Linked DNA regions of Homo sapiens: regions 1 and 2 are each linked to region 3. A link is a contact called in ENCODE Hi-C data. All regions are on one chromosome and are shown on one strand. The core of a region is the stretch at or near the end of the contact, and the rest is flanking DNA. Distances in the headings are between cores, read along the strand shown.

The links. Hi-C counts contacts between places; a loop is a spot of excess contacts on that map. Pooled maps may share reads with other maps.
Region 1: a loop to region 3 is called in a map of CD8-positive, alpha-beta T cell, with 12 times the contacts of the local background. The contact joins the promoter of PARL here to the promoter of VPS8 in region 3. A Hi-C loop is called at or near these places in 5 of 168 maps with a recorded cell type or tissue (CD4-positive, alpha-beta T cell, CD8-positive, alpha-beta T cell, esophagus muscularis mucosa and 1 more), 1 of 37 single-sample maps with no recorded cell type and 13 of 50 pooled maps.
Region 2: a map of B cell shows a loop between it and region 3 (19-fold over the local background). The contact joins the promoter of PSMD2 here to the promoter of VPS8 in region 3. A Hi-C loop is called at or near these places in 3 of 168 maps with a recorded cell type or tissue (B cell, CD8-positive, alpha-beta T cell and naive thymus-derived CD4-positive, alpha-beta T cell), 1 of 37 single-sample maps with no recorded cell type and 13 of 50 pooled maps.

What each region holds. Positions count from the first base shown.
Region 1 is chr3:183,883,569-183,886,268 of GRCh38, forward strand. PARL (presenilin associated rhomboid like) reads right to left here and starts at 1,312. Exons shown (of 10, transcript NM_018622.7): 1 at 1,154-1,312. The coding sequence starts at 1,278. RefSeq lists silencers at 1,072-1,231, 1,342-1,492 and enhancers at 1,442-1,491, 1,532-1,761.
Region 2 is chr3:184,297,791-184,300,490 of GRCh38, forward strand. PSMD2 (proteasome 26S subunit ubiquitin receptor, non-ATPase 2) reads left to right here and starts at 1,451. Exons shown (of 21, transcript NM_002808.5): 1 at 1,451-1,611; 2 at 2,061-2,117; 3 at 2,490-2,654. The coding sequence starts at 1,477. RefSeq lists a silencer at 1,119-1,458.
Region 3 is chr3:184,810,722-184,813,421 of GRCh38, forward strand. VPS8 (VPS8 subunit of CORVET complex) reads left to right here and starts at 1,445. Exons shown (of 48, transcript NM_001009921.3): 1 at 1,445-1,504. RefSeq lists enhancers at 1,263-1,312, 1,373-1,572.

The DNA of each region.
Region 1 (2,700 bases), core at 62-2,561, 930 kb before region 3:
GCCAGTATTAATCTTTTCTTTCCCCCTTAAACCATGCAATCTCAAATGGGATTACCACCTCCATCTGTCCTCATTTTCCACCTCCCCAGGAGTTTAAGATTAGTGCCTGACAGATCTATGTTAGTGTATGAAGATACAATGTATGTAAAGTTTTCACAAGTCCCTGATAAAATTCACCTGGAATGCTTGTCGGACATATAGGTTCTTCCACTCCACCCACCCCTCTCCTGATTGTGATTTGGGAGGACTGGGGTGAGGCCTGGGACATAAAATCCATACAAACTCTTCAGGTGATCCTTGAGATTAGGCAATGGCTCCGCCACATTAGAGCCTCGATTATTTACCACTGACTATCCCACGTGTTGATAAACAATGTTTCTTATCAGCAATCAGGTGGATTCGAGGCACCCATCTAACCAAGTCAGAAATTGGAAGGAATGAAGTTTTGAACAAAAGAGGAGGAAAATTTTCAAAGCCAAATGCACATCAGATTCTTAAACAGGTGAGGAATTTCTCTCTTCTCTCTCAAATTAGAAATGAATTACTGTGATGCAAAAATCAGCAATACTGATCAACCATACGCTTCACACTTCTACTCGGAAGGTTCGGCAGTTTTCTTTCCAAATCAACCGGAAACGAAATCTTCCACTGTCTCAATTCAACAATAAAGCCTCTCCTACGACTTTGCCAGACACAAAGTGATACCTTCCATCAGACTTCGTCCTCCCTTAGATCACAAGCTAAAGAAGGCGACTGGTTGTAATGGAACACAACCTTTATAATTAGATGGAAAAAGAATAAAAACCGCCATTCTGCCAGCTGTACTAACTTCTTCACTTCAGAAACTGGCTCAACAGTTTCCACTCGCGATTATGAAGTGTGGCACGCAATGAACCCTCAGCTTAGTTCCCCTTCCAGTCACGTCCTTCCCAATGGGAAAGGAGAAAGCGCAGGCTCGCGGGGGGCTGGGCTGGGCAAGGGGAGCGAGAAGCGAGGACTGGACGGAGGCGAGAGAGGAGAGAGAAGGGGCAGGTAAGGTGAAGGGGGTGAGCTGGGGCCAGCACAAGAGGCCCAGACGGCCTCCGCCCCCGAGGATACACGGCCAGAGCTCAGGGACCAAGAGGCGAGAAGACCAGAGCGCGGCGGCTATTACCTGCGTCCGAGGAGCTGCGGCGGGGTTAGGACCGCAGTGAGCTCCTCGCAGCTGCGGCCGCCCACCGACGCACCCCACGCCTGGCCGCAGCCCCAGCCTCTCTGCGCCCAGCCTCGCCACGCCATCTTCCCAACCTCTGCCCCACCATGGCCCGACCTTACCAACCCCAGCTGCGCAACTACTTCCGGGGCGAAGGCAACACCATAGAGCACGAGGAGCAGTCTAGAGCGCCCCCGCGCGGCTGAGCGGCAGCCGAACCAGCCACGGTGCCCGGACGACTGGCTGGCGCCCTTCTGTCCCACCGCTTCCCCTCCCACTGCTCAGCTGGCTCCGGGAGCGACCTGCGAGAGTGGCCCGGCCTCCCGGCATTTGCAGATGAGGAGGATGGGGCCAGAGCGAAGAGGGACAACTGTCATTTTTTCGAGTAACGGCACATACCAGGCGCTTTGCCTAAGATCGCATTTAATCGTCACAGCACTGCTAGAGGTAGATGTCATCACTGTTTCACTTTGCCTCTGGTCAGAGGGGATAGGACTTGCCCGGAGTTGCAGGGCTGGTCCCTAGAGGAACCAACGTGGCAAGCCAAGTTTTCTTAAATTACTACTTTTTTCTGCATCTCACCACTTCGTGTTATTCTGTATGCCTTTAACAAAGTCCAAGCCTATCGGGCGGGGTGGCTCACCCCTTTAATCCCAGCACTTTGGGAGGCCGAGGCCGGCGGATCACCTGAGGTCAGGAGTTCGATACCAGCCCGGCCAACATGGTGAAACCCCGTCTCTACTAAAAATACAAAAATTAGCCGGGCATGGTGGCAGGGGCCTGTAATCCCAGCTACTCAGTTGGCTGAGGCAGGAGTATTGCTTGAACCTGGGAGGCGGAGGTTGCAGTGAGCCGAGATTGGACCACTGCACTCCAGCCTAGGTGACAGAGCGAGATCCGTCTCAAAAAAATTACAAATACAAATACAAAAATTAGCTGGGCGTGGTGGCGCAAACCTGTAATCCCAGCTACTCGAGAGGCTGAGGTGGGAGAATCACTTGAACTCGGGAGGTTGCAGTGAGCCGATATCGTGCCAGCCTGGGCAACAGAGTGAGACCCTTTCTCATAAATAAATAAGTAAATAAACACAAAATCCAAGCCTGAAATGAAAAGCGGGCTTTCACTTTTTCATAATCCATCCCTCAACTACCTGTCAGTTAGCTTGATTCCCTGCCATTCCATTCCCCCCGACCCTAGCTGCAGCCATACAGTCATTGGCCATTACTCAAAGGCACCATCCGCGTTCCCACTGCTGAGCATTCATGCTACCGTTCTCACCACTTGAAACATCTAACCGACTTGTCCTTCAGGTCAGCCTCAAGTGTCACCTCTTCCAGGAGGCCTTTCCCAGACCTCCACTCCAATTTAGATTCCCTTCCTTTGTACTCACATACCGCTTTATGCTTATCTCTGCAATAGCACTTCATTCATTCCATAAGCTCTTATTAAGCACCTACAGTGTGTCAGGTGATATGTTAAACCTGGGGATACAATTGAGAAGACACTAT
Region 2 (2,700 bases), core at 201-2,700, 510 kb before region 3:
AAATACAAAAATTAGCCGGGCGTGGTGGCACAAAAATTCAACAGTCCATAACTGTTCTGCCTATTCTATCTCTGGCTTCACGGTGTCCATACATTTTCATGCTTTCTTCAGTCATCTGTAGAGGGATTTTTTTCTAAAACTCCTCTTTATCCAGCTACTCGGGAGGCTGAGGCAGGAGAATCACTTGCACCCGGGAGGCGAAGGTTGTGGTGAGCCGAGATTGCGCCATTGCACTCCAGCCTGGGCAACAGGAGAGAAACACTATCTCAAAACAAATAAATAAAATAAAAAATAAATCCTCATTTTACTACTTGATATGATCTTCTCTGTAAAATGGACCTAACCCTACCAATCTCAAAAGATTGTAAGAAGTGCATGGAATCACTCGAAAGCAGTCCTGACATAAGCGCGTCAGTCACACGCCTCTAAGGCTTCACAGGGAAAGACGAGAAGATAGAGGACGAAGACCTTGTCTTGTTCTGCTTTTAGCTCCAGAACTTGGCGGGGAGCACAGGGCTTTATTGATCGATGTCAACTCCACCTGGCTCCCCAAAGTATTTAAAATGGTAGCCACGGGAATAGCAGAGTACTCTCTTTCAACTGGGGAGGAATATCAAATGAGGTTAATAGGCCGGGCGCGGTGGTTCACACCTGTAATTACAGCTCTTTGGGAGGCTGAGGCGGGCAGATCACTTGAGGTCAGGAGTTCGAGACCAGCCTGGCCAACATAGTGAAACCCCCGTCTCTACTAAAAAATACAAAAATTAGCTGGGCGTGGTGGCGGGCGCCTGTAATCCCAGCTACTCGGGAGGTTGAGGCACGAGAATCACTTGAACCTGGTAGGCGGAGTTTGCAGTGAGCCGAGATCGCGCCACTGCACTCCAGCCTGGGCGAGAGAGCGAGCCTCCTTCTCAAAAGCAACAACAACAACAAAACCAAATGAGGTTAATATTCCACAGTGGTGTGGGGCTAGACACAGTTACACAGACTTTATACAGGCGGCAATCAAGCGTCCTGGACGTCAAGAAATCTAGTTTGTCTGTCGCGCCACGCAGTCAACTGGAGTGTCACTGTGGGTTCTATTTACACCGTTATGAGAAAAACCTGTGGCGGAGTAAAACTCGGTAACTCCGCTCGCAGACCGCCCATCTACAGCAGTGAGCGAACCCAAACCCCACACGGCCAAGTCCCGCGGGTTTCAGGAAACTCCGAAGAGGTCGGGGGCCAGGGGCGACTATGGCGCGGGGGAGGCTGGGAATTGTAGTCTCCACCTGCCTCCGAGGGCGGGGTCCGAGGGCGGGGCTCTCAGGCCGAGGGGGTGGGTGGGTCGCCGAGCGCCCCGGCTCGCCCCGGCGTTTCCGGTCGCAGGCGGGCTCTGGAGGAGGAGGGGCGCCGCGACCGACGCGCGCGAGTTGGTCTGGGAAAAAGGGCGGTGCGAGCGGGTGCGCGCGCAGCGGGCCGGCAGTGGCGGCGGAGATGGAGGAGGGAGGCCGGGACAAGGCGCCGGTGCAGCCCCAGCAGTCTCCAGCGGCGGCCCCCGGCGGCACGGACGAGAAGCCGAGCGGCAAGGAGCGGCGGGATGCCGGGGACAAGGACAAAGAACAGGAGCTGGTGAGGCGCGACCCCGAGAGTCGGCGAAGGAGGCTGCGGGGCTGAGTCACGGCGGCTCCGCAGGCCTCAGGCCCGACACCCAACTACCCCACCGCGCCAGGGAGAGGGCGGTTGGGGCGACCCTCGGGACTCCCGGCACCTTGCCTCTCTGCTCCTCATTCTCCGTTCCGCGCTGTCACCTCCGCCGTCCCCACCAACCCTCACCACCGCCGCGTGAAGTGGACTCGGGCAGGTCATTGTCACCTCCGTTTCCTAGAGTGGCATTCAAGTAGAGCCTGATTCAGAACCCAGGCTGATTTCTCACCAGGGCTTCCCATTCCCACTCGGTTTCCTTGTCCACCTGGCCCCTCCTAAGGAGGCAGGCTTATTCTTCACCTGCCCCGGGTAAGTGGGAGGAGGACGTCTTTGGGATTCCTTCTCTTCATGAGCTGCTTCTCCCAACCCTCCAGTCTGAAGAGGATAAACAGCTTCAAGATGAACTGGAGATGCTCGTGGAACGACTAGGGGTGAGTCACGATGTTAACATGATTCGGTGCATGTTTGGATCTTTCCCACTTGTTTTATTCTTTTTTGAGGCAACTGCTATGTACGGTGGACTGTATTTTAGGGTCAGTGTTATGATGATGTTGGGAGGCAGGAGAGTTACAAAGGGTATTTGTACAGTTTTGCAGCTTTCTCTTGTGGGAGAAGCAGAGTTCTTACCTCTTAACTTGGGTCATTTGTTTTTGTGCCAGGCAGGGTGCAGGGAGTTGAGGAATCACAGATGAATGAATAAGACACAGCATTTCCTTGGAGGAGTTGTTAAGTTAAATATCTCTGTATTATGACTTGAAGGGGTGTGACTCCTTTTTGTCTGAGCCCTGTCGTCTCTTGATCAGGAGAAGGATACATCCCTGTATCGACCAGCGCTGGAGGAATTGCGAAGGCAGATTCGTTCTTCTACAACTTCCATGACTTCAGTGCCCAAGCCTCTCAAATTTCTGCGTCCACACTATGGCAAACTGAAGGAAATCTATGAGAACATGGCCCCTGGGGAGAATAAGGTAAAACTGTTTCAAACCTGGTGGAGGCCTAGTTTAGGAATTCCTT
Region 3 (2,700 bases), core at 195-2,694:
CATGGCTGAAATGTATCTTTTTTTTTTTTTGAGACGGAGTCTCACTCTGTTACCCAGGCTGGAGTGCAATGGCACAATCTTGGCTCACTGCTGCAACCTCTGCCTCCTGGGTTCAAGCAATTCTCCTGCCTCAGCCTCCCGAGTAGCTGGGACCACAGGTGCATGCCACCACACCTGGCTAATTTTTGTATTTTTAGTAGAGACAGGGTTTCTCCATGTTGGTCAGGCTGGTCTTGAACTCCTGACCACCTGCCTCAGCCTCCCAAAGTGCTGGGATTGCAGGCATGAGTCACCGCACCTGGCCTGAAATGTATTTCTTACTGTGAGGGATGATTAAAAGAAGGTTGAAAGCCACTGGCCACACCACGGCTACATCAGGCCAATAACTAGTTCCCAAACTTGCTTTGTACTGCCTTTGATCCCACCCTTCCCTCAGCTAGGCATTCTCCCTGCTCTCTGCTACTGAAATCCTTCAAGGCCCTGACAAGATACCACATCCTTCCTTGAGTGTTTCACCCTTTCCCCCTGTCTGTGCGAAAATGGTGGTTCAATGTCTTTCTTTATATTACTCAAAACAGCCTGCCTTGTATTTTGTTATGTCTGTACACTGAATTCTTAGAAAATAAATACCTGGAGGACAGGGCAACACCTTCGGGTCTTCTGAAGGCCCAGAAGTCTAGTGAACCTAGCTGATGCTCAAAAATGTCTGCCCAACCGAATATTTTCTGTATCTCCTTCCAAGAGTATCTTCTGGTGTTCTTCCTCCTGTTTTCTTGACCTATATAGCCCCCAGCAGGCCTAAAATCTGTGTCCTGGGGCTAATGTTACGTACAGTGATGACTCTAGAAACCAGTCTGTTCTGAAAGCTTTCACCTTTCTTCAGGAGCGATAAGAGAAATAAGCATACGTTTTTGTTCATTTTTCAGATGTTTCCTTTATTTGAGACTATGTTTCTCCTGTATTTTTGGTGTTAAGATGTATTTTGGGGAGCAACACTGATGATATATTACAAGATAATAGTTGGTATTTTAGTATGTGTGTGCCTATTGTACTTATTTGACACAATAAATAGGCAATTCTGAGTTCATCTTTTAAAAAAAAAAAAAAGTTAAAAAAAATTTACTGGTTGCAAACTCCAAAAGGCAGGGAATCAACTTCCCTTCTGGGCTGGCTGCAAGTAAGTTCACTTTCTTAAAGGAGGAGCTTTCTCCTCTCACCTCAAGGACTGTTATTTATTTGTCTGCGCTACTCTTTCGACGTTTCCATTCTCTTGGTCCTCAAGATGTGAATCACCCATTTTTTCCGTAGGGGGGAAGACGGCGTATCTCTGGCCCTTTAAATAGGGGCGTGGTGAAGAGGCGCGGACCGCCCAGGAGGGGGAGCAGTGCGAGGAGGAAAGCGGAAGCGCTGCCCGCAGTGGTAGGTAGTGCGCGTGCGTGAGGCTAGAGCAGTGGGTGCGGTCACGTGGGCCGGCGGTCCACGGCCGGAATGGCAGCAAGCTCAGGTAACGAGTTTCCAGAGAGCGGGCCCGTGGAAGGAGACAGGATTGAGGGGCCGTATTCAGGGTAGGAGGAGAGCGCGCGACAGGTCTCTGAGCCTCGGCGTCTCCTCCCCGCGCGACAGCGGCGGGACCTCGGGGAGCGAACAGAGCAGCCCCTGACGGGCTAACCGGACCCGAGCCACGGGCCGGGCGGGGTTGATTCTCGAGTGGAGGGGCGTGTCGTACGTTGGCCCGGAACTGGGTCGGGCAATTTCCACTTACTGGTTCCAAATGAATGTGAAAATTCAAATGGGCTTAAGTAAAAAGGGATTTATTGGCTCCAAACCTGGAAGGGGCTGAGGTATCACTAAATCCAGTGACTCCGGTGATGTATTTGTGTATCTCTCCCTTTCTGCAAAGGGCCAGTAACCCCTCAGTTCCCTATCTACTTTGCGACTATAATTGCAAGCCTCATTCTGTCCTGTTACAGTCGTGCGGCAATTAGGCTGAGGGACTGGCGCGCCCGCTCCCCCGACTGTGAGCCTAGGCGGCGGGTGTCATGCCCCTCCCCACTCCCGGGCGGAACAGGTGTGTAGCCGGTCTGTCGGGCCTGGGAAACAGGTGTGGACCCCTTTAGCCTCCAGGGACTGATATCAAGGTGCCTGAGCCTGAGGCTTAGATGGGGTGTCCACCTCTTAGGATCGGTGCGCACCCTGTGAGGCTGGTTCCAGTTTGTCTCCGCGTGCAAGTTGTGCACCAGAGTGAGGGCAGCAGGGTGAAAGGTGGGCCTCTGAAGTTCGAGGCTACTCCTGTGCCTTGGCCAGTTCTTTGTGCTTGGCATCTGGGGAAGGAGGGAAACAGCTGCTCAGAGTGTCTGGGTGTACAAAATGGGGGTGCTTTACAGGAGGATAGGGTGGGAGGAGGTAGGATCGGTGAGAGGTTCCATGGCCGTGGGTTATCAGGAATAGCTAGCTGGGGAGCCTTCTTTAAATAAGCAGGCCCCCTCCACTTCTTAGATTCTTGTTAGAATGAATAGGAAGGCTTCTGGCCTCTGCACCATCCACCCTCTACCATACTCTACTTTCCCCTACTGAAAAACCCCAAAACCCAAGCAAAACAAGCATGGATGTTAGCTTGTGGTGCTAAACCTTACTCCAAATGTCTGCATTTGGGAGACAATTACATGTTAATTGTCTGTGTATGTCTATGTCTGCCTGTGT